Regions from separate parts of the Homo sapiens genome. Here region 2 is linked to region 1. A link is a loop called in an ENCODE intact Hi-C map of the cell type or tissue named here. Cell type or tissue: Calu3. All regions are shown on one strand.

Region 1 (5,000 bases):
TCTCTGAATAAATATTTCCTGTGGGGTAGCCACATCACCCAATAAAACCCTTACAAAGAGAATTTTAAAGTTTTAATTAATTATTAAACAGAAAGAATGAATTTCATGATATATTTGGAAACACGCTGTAAAGTGTGACTACCTTAGGCCCAGTCTTTTAATTCTATTTAAAAGTTATTAACTGAGATCTTACTATTTTTTTAGGGCTCTAGTTGAATGTCTAATTAGAGTAAACTGTAGTCCACACCTCAAATTGTTTGATTCTGTCTTCATTCTTTTACTTCAGTGAAACATGACATTCACTCAAAAGAATTGGCTCTTCTGCCAAGAACTTGACAACTCTTTCTAGAAGAGCTTCCTTTAAGGGCAGGCAGGTTAACCTAGGAAGCCATGTTGAATGGCTCCTTAGGTCCAAAGAGTCCCACATTTACATTTCAGGAATATTTCTGATGAGTATCTTTTAAAAATTTATATCACTTCTTATACTCACATGATAGATGTCATTTAATTTTTTATTAATTTTTCATATCTCTCTTAAAAGCCCTGGAGGTATTGATACAACATACCCACAAATATATATATGTAAAATATATTAATATATATACACACATACATATATACACACATATATATTTTCTTACACATATTTCTGTAGGTTTAAAAAGTTTCAGTACTTATGAGTGTTTTTTTTTCCTGGTACTTCTGTATTCTTAAAACCTGGATTTCAGGTACTCTTTATTTGTTCTGAAATTTCAAGTGATATATTCAGAAAAGTATCTGTGTGACAGATATTCTAAGGCATCGCATATATGAGAATGAATTTTGTCTTCACTCATGAATAACAACTTGGCTACATATAGAGAATTTTGTGGAAAAAAAAGAAAACTTATCTTGGCTTACCCATATTTTTTATTATTTCTTCTCTTTATTGTTAAGTTTCTTAAATACACGTGATCTACATACCTCCCTCTCTCTTCTTATTGCCCCAAATCTGCTTTGTTTTTTACTCTTCCATGAAGCCTGCAATCTTGATCATCACAAATGATCTCTCATTAGCAAATTTCCTTCCTGTTTGTTCAGGCATCGTTATCCATATGTATCTCAAGTTTTATGTCTTCATATTTCAATAATCATATCCATTTGGATGATCCACTATTACCCCAAATTCAACTTGTATAATGGAGATATCCTTACTTCTCAAAACAAATATCCTTTTCTCTATTAATGATACAAGCACCTTTCAATTACCCAGGATTAAACCTGAATTATTCTATGTTTTATGCCCCATCACAACAAATCCTTTATCAAGACCTGCCAGTTCTTCAAAAAGCCATCTTTTGAAAGTGTTCATTCCCTCCTGTTCCAATAATATATAGGTCAGGCTCTAAATCGCATCAGGCACAGGCTTTGAAAAAGCCCCTGAGCAAGTGTTTTATCTCCAGTTTCTTTCTCTCTAATACTCTGATATGAATTCATCTATGACTAAACCTCATAAAATTGTATTCAAAATAATTTATTTTGGGAAAAGCCTACCATGACTTCTAATTTTCTGTAAAATAATACAGTCAAAGATTCCTTATCTGGAAACAAAAAACTTAAGCATCTGAGTTTAACTTACCTCACCAAGTGGATCTTTCAGTTCTTCCCTTTCCCACAAGTCTGGTCTATTCTTGTCACTTCAGAGTGTCTTAGACACACTATATGTTAGCCTATTTATTATGCTATTTTTTAGGTCTACTAAAGTTCTAAATTTATTTGAAGTTTATTGACTTTTTACACATGATATGGTTTGGCTCTGTGTCCTCACCCAAATCTCATCTCAAATTATAATCCCAAAAATGTCCACGTGTCCAGGGAGGAACGAGGTGGGAGGTGACTGGATCATGGAGGCAGTTTCCCCCATGCTGTTCTCTTGACAGTGAGTGAGTTCTCATGAGAGCTGATGGTTTTATAAGGCAGTTTTCCCTGCTCTTGCTCTCATTCTGTCTCTGTCCTGCTGTCGTGTAAGACGTGTCTGCTTCCCCTTCTGCCATAATTGTAAGTTTCCTGAGGCCTCTGGGATCAAGCAGAACTGTGAGTCAATTAAAACTCCTTTGCTGATAAATTACCCAGTCTCAGGTAGGATCTTTATAGCAGTGTGAGAACGGACTAATATAACACAATTGAATTCCCACATTGATAATAAAGCTTTTCCTAACCACGTAACTTCATGGTGAAAAAAATCTGACATACTATGTTGCATTCATGATTATTCTATTTATTTGGTGCTTAAAACACAGATTTTTGTGGTTGTAGTATCATATATGTGTATGCATTAATACATTGATGATATATACATTGCATATATTATTACTTTGTTTTATATAATTTAACATAATAAACAAGTTTTAAGTGCCTTTAGGAAAGTGCTATGTATCAAATGTCTATATAGCTATTATTTTCATTAGAACACAGCCTTGCCCATAGTTGATGCTAAATATATGCCTGCTAATAAATACATTAAAATACATAAAAAGTGAAAACTTTAGGCTATCAGACAGTAGGGTTGATAAATTTAAAAGAAGTATGGTTTACTGAATGGGCCTCTAAGATGCAAGAATAACACAGAAGGAAGAAATTTCCTTGGATTTCTATCAATATAAATCCTAATCTTATGGAAAATAATTCTGTACCAGAAAGTTTAGGGTTTTTTTTTTCTTTTACATGGACTAATTTCAGCAGGAGGAATAGTTTCTAAATTCCCTCATGTGAATTTGAAAAAATAAGGTGTTTTTTGAGGCATTGATTTTAGCTTCAATAAATAAAACTGATTTTAAAAGTTATGCTGATGATTCTTGGCGTTGTCATTGTCAGTACAAGTCCTTAGAGTGGCCTCTTTCAAGGTCACTAAGAGAATTGCCATTATTGCTGGAGCTTCTGTCTCGGGGGGTTATTTTGAAACTACTATGTACACACACACACGCGCGCACACACACACACACACACATATATACACACACACATATATATACACACACACATATATATACACACACACACACACACATACATACATATAAATATAATGTGCTTATACTATGAAAATTTAGACCTGGAAAGAGCCTCACAGATCACATATTCTAGTACATACAATATCGAGAAACATCATCTTCAATAGAAATTTAAATTCCATTTGCTTATCAGGTTATAGTCTAACAAAACTTTTTGAGGCTTAACAGATTTGCTGAAATAAACCAGGTCACTGATGAATGAAGAAGAGCATGCATCTAAACTTCACTCTTAAGTGTATCTGCCTCACACTGCCACCTATAGAAATAAGGTGCTACATGTTTTTAAGTCTTCCTACTCCACAGGATATGGTATAATGTAGAGTACTCCCAATAATTATGTTCTAGTAAAAGAAGATTCTCAAGAGTGTTGCATCCAGATTTGCCCACTTTTCCCACCTGCATTAGTCAGAGAAAGTCCATTCAGTATGAAACATTTTCTATAAAAATTATTGAAGGGCTTCTTTAGTCGAAGGTTGTAAGTCAAGAGCAACACATTTAAAAAAAATTTTTTTAACTATTATTTTGGACTCAGGTGTACATGTGCAGGTTTGTTATACAGGCAAATTGCATGTCATGGGGGCTTGGTGTACAGATTGTTTCATCACCCGGGTAATAATCATGGTACCCAATGGGTAGTTTTTCTATCCTCATCCTCCTCCTTCCCTTCATCCTCCTCCTTCCCTTCATCCTCAGGTAGGCCATGGTGTCTGCTGTTCCCTTCTTTGTGTCCATGGGTATTCACTGTTTAGCTCCCACTTATAAGTGAGAACATGTAGTATTTGGTTTTCTGTTACTGCATTAGTTTGCTTAGGATAATGGCCTCTGAACTCCAGCCATACTGCTGCAAAGAGCATGATCTCATTCTTTTTCATGGCTGAGTAGTATTGCTTGCTGTTTAAGTACCACAAGTTCTTTATGCAGTCTACCATTGATGGGAATTTAGGTTGATAATGACAAAACTAATTTTCATAAAAGAAAACAAATTGTGTGTGTGTGTGTGTGTGTGTGTGTGTGTGTGTGTGTATAAACTCTTTTTTTTTTTCTTTCTTTTTTTCTTTGAGACAGAGTCTTGCTCTGTCACCCAGGCTGGAGTGCAGTGGGGCAATCTCGGCTAACTGCAATTGCAACCTCCACCTCCCAGGTTCAAGTGATTCTCCTGCCTCAGCCTCCCAAGTAGCTGGGACTACAGGCATGGGCCACCACGTACAGCTAATTTTTTGTATTTTTAGTAGAGACCGGGTTTCACTGTGTCAGCCAGGATGGTGTCAATCTTCTGACCTCGTGATCCGCCTGCCTCGTTCTCCCAAAGTGCTGGGATTACAGGCGTGAGCCACCACACCTGGCCTAAACTCTTAATGATAAGTGATATATAAACTTCTATGCCTCCACACTAATTAACTCTTGAAATGTTTTTAAATAAGTAGTCTTTATTCTCACCTGGTTCATATTGCTCTTCTATTTCTGTGGGAACAAGTATATACCAAGTGATATTCTGGCATTCTCCCTCTCTCTCTCTCTTTCACACACACACACACACACACACACACACACACATACTTGTTTTATGCAAATTTTATTTTTGTTCATAAGGTTTCTTAGTGTTCATTCTGAGTCCTGAAATTTTATCTGTGTTTTGGCACGTAGCCCTTTCTTATTTCCAGTTGATAGAAAAATTCTTGCTGTCTGATTGACTTACTATTATTCAGAATGACTTGTCTCTATATTTAGGAGAAAATGGAGTTTCTTCTTTTCTCTCTTATTAGAACTCAGTGTTATGCTCTGTAAACTGCACTGTGCATTCTCCAATCTGTCCTGAATCTTTTGTGGGGAAAGCTAACTTCCTGATTAAGATCTCACTTAAAAAGTGATCTCCTTTTCTCCTGTCTCGTTGGGAGATTACTAGCTTCTGTAACTAAATGTGTCATTGAGCATCCTATTTGGCTGTAGCTT
Region 2 (5,000 bases), 440 kb before region 1:
TAGAGATAAAGCACTCAAAATTCAAAGCATGCGTCAACTCTATCAGAGTAAGTTATGTGTTTCTTGTACTCCAGCCCTTCCTCTGTAAAAGAGAATTATCACAACAAAGCCCACATTTTTCTAAATATTTTTGTTTTCGAGGCTACACATTTCAAGGACATATCATCTAAACAGAGGAATTGATTTGTCTGAATAGAATTCAGCCAGGATCTCAGAGTTTATTTGACTTCATAGAAGTCAGAGTGATCATATTTGGAGACGTGTGCAAAATCTTACGGCAGTGGGTTATCTTTTTTAATCCCAGAAAATAATTTACTAATGGGGTTTACCTGATGTGTAGTGTCCATTTTGAAGAACTGGCCTGAACCATAGTTATTAGTCATTATTTAATTTAATAGTGTTCGCTGTAAAGATAGCTGTCATTTATTGAAAACTAACCATGTACCAGGCATTGTTTTAAGAACTTTATGTGGAATATCTCATTTTATTTTCCTAGCAACACTGGAGATAGATACCATTATCCCCACATTACAGGTGAGGAAACTGAGATACAGGGAAATTAAATACTGTAGATTGCTCATTGTTACATACTTAGTAATTACTATGAGTCAAACAGTTCAGATTGATTTCAACATGGATCCAAACTTCAAGATCAGAATGGATGTGATACCCCAGACATAACAACTAGATAATTATAGATGATTCCTCTCTAGCTATTTGCTTCTAGGCTCTAAGCTTAAGAACTGGATTCAAAGATGCAGGAGGGCTGAAAGAGTGAGCCCAGTCCATCCTACTATGCAGCCATAAAAAAGAACGAGATCACGTGCTTTGTAGGGACATGGATGGAGCTAGAGCCCATTATCCTTAGCAAACTAATGCAGGCATAGAAAACCAAATACTATATGTTCTCATTTATAAGTGGTAGCTAAATGATGGGAACACATGGACACATAGAAGGGAAAATCACACACTGGGGCCTGTTGGAGGATGGAGGGTGGGAGGATGGAGAGGATCAATAAAAAAAACTAATGGGTACTAGGCTTAGTACCTGGGTGACGAGATCATCTGTATAACAAACCTTCATGACACAAGTTTACTTATGTAACAAACATGCACATGTACCCTTGAACTTAAAATAAAAGTTAAAAAAGAAAGAAAGAAAAAGAACTCAGGGTATTATTTTTAGCTGCTCATTTTGGGGAATATGGACTTAGTTATAAATAATACTTACTTTTATTTTTTTCTTTCAGGTGTACGACTTTCCCCTTCCAATTTTCAGGTTCACACTATATTCTAGAATAGGTATAGGAGGGATGGCTGGAAGGTGGTGGTAGGCAGTGAGTTGAATTTTGTCTTTTTCTCTTGTTCATTGGTCAATCACTCTTATTAAATACCTACATTATAAAATAATAGGGAGCTTTCAACATTTGATACAAAATATGATACTGTCCCAACCTTTATGCATTCAGAAATAAAAATAGAGAAAAAGTAAAGAGTACAGGAATAAAATGTTATGAATTTCTAAGAGCTGTATCCTAAAGCAATCCCAATATATGTCTAGAAAAAAATTTCCCTCATGGCTAACATACATCTTAGTATTATTTGTAGCCCACAAATATATTTAATTGGGTAAATATATAATTTTACCAACTTATAGGTTAGTATTTATCTTAAAGTTATTTTATAATGCTGTAATTTCACTTAAATTATGCATATTTTTATACTTTTGCAATAGCAACAGTATTTTTAATCCCTTCTAAATAATGTGCCTTTATTTATTGAAAAGCAAATGTAGTCTCTCATCAGTTTATAGTGGGTGAATGCTTTGTATTACATTTTAAATGTTGCTTTGGAAACAGGCAATTAGTTATACACCAGGCCTGCCCTTGTCATTTACTGAGAAGAAACACTGATACGGAGTTCCTTCTTTTGTAAATTTGAGATAAGCTGTCCTCCCAAAGACATCAAGATAAGAGGAATCAATGCACATTGTCATTTTGACAGGCCGTATTCTCCTGTTAGTTTACACATCTGCTCAAGGAGGGAAAACTATCAGATACTTTTGCTGATAATGATGAACAAGAGAGGGAGTCTTAGGTTGGTATCTGAGGACAGCCTGTCAAGGCCCAGTAGAAATGCAATCACCTCATTCTAATGAGTGCCATTGCCCTACAGGGGGAGCCACGATGACAGCTGATCCTTCCCCTGCAGTTTGAAGTCCTTGTTAATGACCTAACTGTAATTCTCAGACCTGTCAACAAGGCTGCAGCACGATTTCTCAGTCCAGTGAGCTATTTTCATGTATGTGTTTTCAGGCCCTTCCCCTCTGTTTTGAAGTGACAAGTCTCTGTGGTAGTAGGAACACCAAGGACAATTTGGTTGCTCCCAGATGGTTTGGAGAAAGGGCTCGTTTATTTTAGAAGCTGAGAATCCCAGCTTGTCATCTAATTATCATTAAATAGCTCCCCTATTTCTGCCTACTTTTTCTTTCCAGGAAGTTAACTAATGCTGAGATTGGCTGAAAAAAAAAAATACCCTATTACACACTTTCCTATTTTCTTTCCCTCTCGCATGTCAGAAAATATCAAATATTTTCTATTTGTTATTACATTAAAGAACTGCTGGCCGGGCGCGGTGGCTCACGCCTGTAATCCCAGCACTTTGGGAGGCCGAGGCGGGTGGATCATGAGGTCAGGAGATCGAGACCATCCTGGCTAACAAGGTGAAACCCCGTCTCTACTAAAAATACAAAAAATTAGCCGGGCGCGGTGGCGGGCGCCTGTAGTCCCAGCTACTCGGGAGGCTGAGGCAGGAGAATGGCGTGAACCCGGGAAGCGGAGCTTGCAGTGAGCCGAGATTGCGCCACTGCAGTCCGCAGTCCGGCCTGGGCGACAGAGCGAGACTCCGTCTCAAAAAAAAAAAAAAAAAAAAAAAAAGAACTGCTGATGTATTTTCACAGACTTAATAATTAGAACTAATGTGTCGAGACCAAAGGGATTGATTTCTTATTTTTATGTTTGACTTTTTATTCTTAAAAAAGATAATTTTAATACTTAGCAATTAAAACCAATACAAGTATCACTAGTAACAAAATATGATTGCCTCTAAGAGAATTTAGGTGAAACATAGACCATTTTTATCTAGGCAAAATAAAAACCAGAGATGAGGAGGGATTATTAGAATAATTAAAGAATCAAAAATTACATAAATACTTGAACTTTCCCTTGTAAAATAGAAATGTTGGTATGTTTAACTTGCAAAATAACTTAGACTTTCCCCTTTAAAGGCTAAATGAAATAACATGTGATAAGATTAAATAGTAAATGAAAGTATATCATCCCAGTGCTGAAACTTAGTAGGTGCTAAATAAATGTTGATAAAAGAATGATGGCCTCTAACTTCTGCTATTATGGCTAAAGGTAAGATCTTAATTTATAATGTGGGTACTGCCTGAGTTTTATTGTGTTATTATGGTATTATAGGACTAAAATGACAAGGGTATGGAAAACCCAATGTTGCTGTTGTGGTTTTTATAAAGTAACTTGGATTTCTGGGTCATCAGTAGAACCCTGGCTTGTGTGAGTACTGACTCTGTGGACTGAGCTTGTCACATTCAGTGTTCCATCTCGTGGCCCACTGAGCTGAGAATGTCTATGGCCTTTGGAGTGTAATGTCTTTTGGAATCTGATATAAGGCTAAAAAAGCCCATGCCAAAGATACCTATGATAGAAGTGTGACAATATTATTTTTGTTCCTCCACATTATTGCCCTTCTCATTTGCATTAATTCTGTTCAGAAGCAAAATATGGTGTAAGGAAGAAACCAATAATTGATTTTCAATGTGTTTTGGACAATTACTACTAAAATTGATGAATTTATTATTTTGTCAGTATATTTGGTACTTCAACCAATAAACCCTATTGGATAGGCTCCAATAGGGATGTGCTTCATACCAATATTCAGTCCTTGAACACTACACGTTTACTAAAAAATAAAAATCATCCTGACAAAGAATCACCCTGATCTTTCTTTTTTCTTTAGATTACTGATATAAGGTGACTATGGTTTCTGGACCTGAATTTTATTTGGCTTTAATTCATTTTTGATAGCATAAAGGAGGAAACAGTTCTTTCTAAATTATTCATCGTGTTGTTTAACAAGTAGGCACCATACAATGTGATGGCTCCTGAAATTCCATTAGTCTATTGTGAAATACGTAATTATACACTATTATGAAAATAAGAAATTTGTATTACTCATATGTATCTGACAGCCTGCAATTAGTTTAGACTCTCTAATTAACATATGTTTTACTTAATGGTGAGTGATTATGGATTATCATTTAATTATACATAATTTCAAATACTCATCTTTTTTGTGAATATTAGATACAAAAATAAGTGTTTGTCAAGAGCAAAATGATCATGCTTTTCTGTTTTGTTTTTGTCCAGTACCAAGAACATTATTATAAAATAAGTAGTAATAAAACAGCTTTCCTTTGAGTAAATTGCTGAATATTTTTTGCCATATATATTCTGCTATCATATTTATGGATGCCACTTTTCTTTTATATGAGTTGTTCATGAGTAATTTTTCACATAAAGAAGAATCAACAGTACAAAGAACTATGGAAGCGGTTGTGAGTTGATTAATTGAACCATTTTTTTTTCTGAGTACTCATTCTAAATACCTGGGTTTCATCAATCTACCCTAATTAGAAGAATATATTTGTATAATCAGGTTACAGAACCAATTTTAAGTTTTAGTGTAATGGTGCCTGATCATCTTTGAATAGGTTTTTTTGTTTTTATATAATGCTTGATTAATTCATACAAGTTTTACTACTTGGTGGTTTTGCCATATCTTATAGATACATTTCACTGTTTAATAAAAGAATGCTGGAAAATATTTGCAAATTATGCATCTTATAGACAAAGGTCTAATATCTGGAATCTATAAGGAACTTAAGAAAATTTACAAACAAAAAAACAACCACATTG

What was found. Peaks named below come from ENCODE experiments on the same cell type or tissue, not always from the same donor. Only the 100,000 strongest peaks of a DNase experiment are listed, where the experiment ranks them.
Region 2: a loop joins it to region 1, with 2.7 times the contacts of the local background. A loop is called at or near these places in 5 of 110 quality-filtered maps.

Annotation. Positions count from the first base shown.
Region 1 is chr7:110,002,317-110,007,316 of GRCh38, reverse strand. No RefSeq gene overlaps it. Among named protein-coding and RNA genes, the nearest start is that of LRRN3, 1.1 Mb to the left of the region's middle. In Calu3, no CTCF peak of the experiment used is centred here; no DNase peak of the experiment used is centred here.
Region 2 is chr7:110,439,684-110,444,683 of GRCh38, reverse strand. All of the region lies in intron 3 of LOC105375451 (a long non-coding RNA gene), which reads left to right. LOC105375450 (a long non-coding RNA gene) reads right to left here. Exons shown (of 3, transcript XR_927862.3): 2 at 1,232-1,394. Among named protein-coding and RNA genes, the nearest start is that of LRRN3, 650 kb to the left of the region's middle. In Calu3, a CTCF peak has its summit at 2,167 (motif pointing right); a DNase peak (open chromatin) is centred at 2,183.